Linked DNA regions of Homo sapiens: region 1 is linked to region 2. Evidence: read pairs that join two places in POLR2A ChIA-PET (ENCODE). Cell type or tissue: CD4-positive, alpha-beta T cell. All regions are shown on one strand. Links, peaks and the distances in the headings refer to the core of each region. The heading gives the core; the rest is flanking DNA.

Region 1 (2,916 bases), core at 256-2,755, 59 kb before region 2:
GGTAGGACTGATTTCCTTTATTATTCTTGGCCTGATTATTTGTATACAGTGCAGCTAGAATAATTATTTTTTTACACAGGCTTTTAAATTGGCTTTGATGAAACTTTGTTCCATAGAAGGAATCTCAGAAAAGACTTGTTTAAAGCTGAGCCCTGCCATGGATTTGTACCATCAAATACCTATGAGTTGCATGAATTCCTCTCCTTTTGAGGGTCCAAGGTAAAACTTGGGGCTCCTGGGCCTGTCGGAAAGTGACATTCTTTACTTACCACAGGGCAGGAACCCTGTTCAGCGACTGTGTAGACAGAGCATGTGGCTTTTACTGGCTCCATAAAACAAGTTTAATTCCTTAAAGGAAAGCACATCATTCTAGTCAAAGTGCTGGTAAAATAACCAGTTTCTCCAATTGTGTCCTGTTACAAATAAAGACAGATTATTATTGCACTTATGCAAATAACTATATTGTGATAAGGATACTCACAAACAGTTGCCAAATTCTGGAGAAATCAGGTAGAGAGAAATGAATATGCTCCAAATTTTGTTCATAGGAGTACAATAACTTGTTAAAAGCTGTCAATAGCTCAAAAGAAAAGTTTCCTTGACTCTGAAAAAACAAAACAAAAGATCAACAACGTTTTAAGCAAAAAGTCAAAAAGATTACTTCAGTCCATGCAGTTAATTCCTGTTCTGCTTGATATTCATGAACATTTCAGCTCTCCATGAGTCCCGAAAGTTTTTCCTCTATTCTAATGTCACAATCTCCAAAGTTAGCAGAAACCTGCATTCAAGAGCACCTTTTAGAGTTTTATAGCTGATTATAAAACCACCTTCTTTTTTTTTTTTTTGAGACAGAGTCTCACTCTGTTGCACAGGCTGGAGTGCAGTGGTATGATCTCAGTGCACTGCAACCTCTGCCACCTGGGTTCAAATGATTCTCCTGCCTCAGCCTACCAAGTAGCTGGGATTACAGGTATGTGCCACCATACCACACCATTATGTATATTGCTTGTGTACAATGCCCACTGTCTGGCTGATGGGATCACTCATACCACAAACCTCAGCATCACGCAATATACCCATATAGCAAGCCTGCACATATACCACCTGAATCTAAAATAAAAGTTAAAGATATTTTTTAAAAAATTATATAAATAAATAAATAAAATTGCTAAAAGAGTGGTAGATGCCTGTAATCCCAGCTACTCAGGAGGCTGAGGCAAGAGAATCACTTGAACCCAGCAAGTAGTGGTGAGCCAAGATCACGCCATTGCGCTCCAGCCTGGGCAACAGAGTAAGACGCCACCTCAAAAAAAAAGAAAAAAGAAAAGAAAAAGAAAAGAGTAGATGTTAAATGTTCTCACAACAACAAAAAATGATAAGTACGTAAGATTCTTAACCACAGTTGATGTACCTCACAGGAAGAGCTTCTCTTTCAAGATGTGTAACTGCCCCATGGGTTCTTCCTGCCCACTGCACAAAAAAAATCAGTTCATGGAGACCATGGCATTGCGGTAAAGAAAGAGGTTAATTGATATGATGCCAGCCACATCATGTGGGAGGCAGAGTTATTACTCAAATCAAACTCATCTAAGTCTTGGAGGTTAGGGATTTTTCAAAGGTAATTTGGTAGGTAGTGGGCTAGGGTATGGGGAGTGCTGATTGGGTCAGAGATGAAATCATAGGGCGTCAAAGCTGTCCTCTTTCTCTGAGTTGCTTCTGGGTGGGGAAACAGAAGCCACTAGCTGGTCCCGGTGGAGCCATCGGTCATCAGACATGCAAAAAATCCTGAGAAGATATCTCAGAAGGCCAATCCTAGGTTCTACAAAAGTAACATTATCTGCAGGGGTAACTGAGGAAGTTGCATATCTTGTGGCTTCTGGAATAATGCCTCACAGTTGTTTATGTCTACACCTTAGCAGAATTTAGGTTCATCTCCTCCTCCTAGCCTGGTGGTCTCTCAGTGTTACAAGGCTGGTTGAGTTTGAGGGAAGGGTTACTATCATTTAAACTATAAACTAAATGACTCCCACATGTAGCTTGGCTTAAACCCAGGAATAATTAAAAGCAGCTTGAAGGCTAAAGGCAAGAGGGAGGTTGGCCAGGTCAGATCTCTTTCACTGCCATTTTTTTCTCACTGTGATAATTTTTGCAAAGGCAGTTTCAGATGTGATTGGATTTTTGGATACTGTGAATGCTGAATATCTGAGACTGGTCTCAGTTAATTTAGAAAGTTTATTTTGCCAAGGTTGAGGCTGCATGCCTGTGGCACAGCCTCAGGAGGTCCTGACGACATGTGCCCAAGGTGGTCAGGGCACAGCTTGGTTTTATACATTTTAGGGAGACATGAGACATCAATCAATATATGTAAGATGAACATTGGTTCCATCCAGAAAAGCAGGACAACTCAAGCAAAGAGGGAGCTTCCAGGTCACAGGTAGGTGAGAGTCAAATGGTTGCATTCTTTTGAGTTTCTGATTAGCCTTTCCAAAGGAGGCAATTAGATACGCATTTATCTCAGTGAATGGAGGGATGACTGCATAGAATGGGAGGCAGGTTTGCCCTAAGCCACTCCCAGCTTGACTTTTCCGTTTAGCTTAGTGATTTTGGGGGCCCCAAGATTTCTTTTCCTTTCACATTTCCCCCTAGGAATCTAATATCTTACAGGATTAACTAGGTCAGTAAAAGACATAGTTTATAATTTGACTTTGGAAAGTTTGTCAAATATCAAAGGTTTAAAACACTTGATATCACAAAATAGGATCACAGGTTATTGTAAATAAATCATTCATTTAACCAGAGTGATAACTCAAGAACTTCAAAAAAAGGTGAAAACCTTCATTCTTTGAGAGGAGACTTAATTTTCCAAACAATAAGCCCTAATAAAAACAGCATGAAGCCAATCAAATTTGACTTCCA
Region 2 (2,916 bases), core at 258-2,757:
GCAGCTGTCCCAGGAGGGAAGGGCTTGGCCTAGTCCCAGAGCTGAAAAGATTGAAAGAAGAGTTCAGTACTTGTGAGGGGGAGGAAAAGACACTGTGCTTGGTTCTGCTTAGAGCTATTACAGCATTGACTTAATCGTATTTTATTTCTAATCCTTCAAGAAGCATACTGTCACATTTAATAAGCCTGCAGACTTGATTCACCAGAAGATTTTGTTCCTGCCCACTCTGTATAAATTTTCTTAATTTTTTTTTTTTTTCCAGACTGAGTCTCACTCTATTGCCAAGGCTGGAGGGCAGTGGCATGATCTCAGCTCACTGCAACCTCTGCCTCCTGGGTTCAAGCAATTCTCCAGCCTCAGCCTCCCAAGTAGCTGGGACTACAGGGGCGCGCCACTACGCCTGGCTAATTTTTCTATTTTTAGTAGAGACAGGGTTTCACCATGTTGCCAGGCTGGTCTCAAACTCCTGACTTCAGGTGATCCACCCACCTTGGCCTCCCAAAGTGTTGGGATTACAGGTGTGAGCAACCACATCCAGCAATTTTCTTAATTTCTCTGTCTCTCTATGGAGGGAGAGGAAACATGAAACAAAAGCAGTTAATGCTTTTATGCGTTCTCTTTGACCCTGCAGTCTTAGTTAATTTTTTCCAACTTGGCGGCATCTAGCAAGATCAAAGTGAGTTTCAGCTGTGGTCAGCCACAGAGCTCCACAGTCTTGCACTGCAGCCGTTCCTAGCACAGAGCCAAATGGGCTCTGTCTGGACTCTCTTCTGAAATGTAGCAAACGCAATTGCCTTTGACAAGCACAGCTGAGCAGCATATTTAAGAATGCCAGAATATTAGGGGTGGGAAAGACCTTCATAAAATTAAGATAAAATTTGTGTTGACTAGGGTCCAGTCTTGGACAGGGTTAAGCTTCCAAGTAGGTAAACCATGAATGACAGGCAGTTAGAAAGAATATTCTAGTTGGTACCTACAAGGTAACAGTATAGGTGCCACCCTAAAAAAAATGAAAATTTTAAAATCTAGAGATAAAGCTAGTTTTACTTTGGTTTTTATTTTTAATTCAATTCTGTTCAGGATGCTGATTAGAAAACCTCCATATATGAGAAACAGTGAGAGGCAAACTCTTTTGTGCCGTAGAATGTTCTCGACATCAAAAAAGAGCACTGGAAGCCTTCAACATTTCCTGTTTATGTTGCACAGATCAGAGGTTCACACAGAAACCACCTGCCCACGTGGCCCCTGCTGCTGGTTTCCCAAGCCCCAGCTTTCCTCTGCAGTCCCCTCTTGCACTGCTTTCTTCTGATGAAGTCTGGCGAAGTCCTTGGGGGAGAAACCAACGAGACAGCAGTTTATCCTGTGAGAGCCTTGTGGTTCCTACTAAGGGATTCCCCCCACCTGCCTCAGCCACGGGAGCGCAAAGAGGGTCTTGAGTCCTGTCTAGAGAACCACTTGATAAAAACACCTGATAACACAGGTACACTTGATGAACACAGGAAGCTATGCCTTTGTGAAAACAGCAACAGCGTTCTCCTGGAGCCCAGAGCCAGAGCTGGGAGAGACACATGAAATGAGGGGTGGACTTGTGTGTGTATGTGCGTATCTAATAACAAACTTTGTTTTGTTTTGTTTTGTCTTGTTTGAGACAGAGTTTCACTCTTGTCACCCAGGCTGGAGTGCAATGGCGTGATCTCAGCTTGCTGCAACCTCCACCTCCCAGGTTCAAGGGATTCTCCTGCCTCAGCTTCCCGAGTAGCTGGGATTACAGATGCCTGCCACCATGCCTGGCTAATTTTTGTATCTTTAGTAGAGACAGGGTTTCACCATGTTGGCCAGACTGGTCTCGAACCCTTGACCTCAGGTGATCCACCTGCCTTGGCCTCCCAAAGTGCTAGGATTACAGGCATGAGCCACTGCACCCGGCCTAACAATGAACTTTTTAAAGAAAGGGTTCTGAACCTAAAATGAAAAGAGGAGGCCAGGCGTGGTGGCTCACACCTGTAATCCCAGCACTTTGGGAAGCCGAGGCGGGTGGATCACCTGAGGTGAGGAGTTCGAGACCAGCCTGGCCAACATGGTGAAACTCCATCTCTACTAAAAATACAAAAAATAGCTGGGCATGGTGGCATGTACCTATAATCCCAGCTATTTGGGAGGCTGAGGCAAGAGAATCTCTTGAACCCAGAAGGCAGAGTTTGTGGTGAGCCGAGATCACGTCACTGTACTCCAGCCTGGGTGACAGAGCGAGACTCCACCTCAAAAAAAAATTAAATTAAATTAAATTAAAATGAAAAGAGGAAATACAGTACCTGCTGTAGTTTATTTCTGCAATAAACTAAGCAATAGACAATACCTAGAAAAGGACCTGGCACATAACAGACCTCAATTAAGATTTCTGACTGGTGACAGGACAATTTCCTCTTTGTAATGCATTCTCTATTGACTCAGCAGTCTTTCTTATTTCTATTATTTCCTTTCCAGCATTATAGCTGCTAATGCCTTCCTTAGCCATGCAGAACAAGATATATAGTCAGATTGCTTTCCAAGAAATTGATGTTGTTATGGACACCATTATTGGGGAGGTCGAATTTAGGAACAGTTAACTCATTTATTCCCTGATTCAACTGTGAAAGGAAAATAAATCTTGGGACCCTAAACTCACTAAGCCAAAGGGGAAAAGTCCAGCTGGGAACTGGGTCTTGCAAACCTGCCTCCCATTTTGTTCCTAAATAGATAGCTACAAGATAATAAAGCTACAGACCTCCCTCACAATTTGCCCACAGGGTAATTCCTGTGGGCTCCCAGATCTTTACTCTAAAACAGTTCTGTTGAATCTCACCCTGGCAATGTATACTGATAGCTTATCTTTGCAGGTATGGGGCAAAGGACAGAAATCAAAGACATCCCTCTGCT

Evidence for each region. ChIA-PET counts read pairs that join two places held together with the same protein. Peaks named below come from ENCODE experiments on the same cell type or tissue, not always from the same donor. Only the 100,000 strongest peaks of a DNase experiment are listed, where the experiment ranks them.
Region 1: POLR2A ChIA-PET joins it to region 2 with 16 read pairs; 6 of 35 experiments call an interaction of 5 or more read pairs at or near these places.

The regions. Positions count from the first base shown.
Region 1 is chr3:195,608,055-195,610,970 of GRCh38, reverse strand. No RefSeq gene overlaps it. Among named protein-coding and RNA genes, the nearest start is that of APOD, 26 kb to the right of the region's middle. In CD4-positive, alpha-beta T cell, for the core only: no CTCF peak of the experiment used is centred there; a DNase peak (open chromatin) is centred at 1,480.
Region 2 is chr3:195,548,698-195,551,613 of GRCh38, reverse strand. No RefSeq gene overlaps it. Among named protein-coding and RNA genes, the nearest start is that of PPP1R2, 6.8 kb to the right of the region's middle. RefSeq lists a silencer at 1,251-1,300. In CD4-positive, alpha-beta T cell, for the core only: no CTCF peak of the experiment used is centred there; DNase peaks (open chromatin) are centred at 703, 1,303 and 2,303; H3K4me3 peaks cover 2,070 bases; H3K27ac peaks cover 2,364 bases.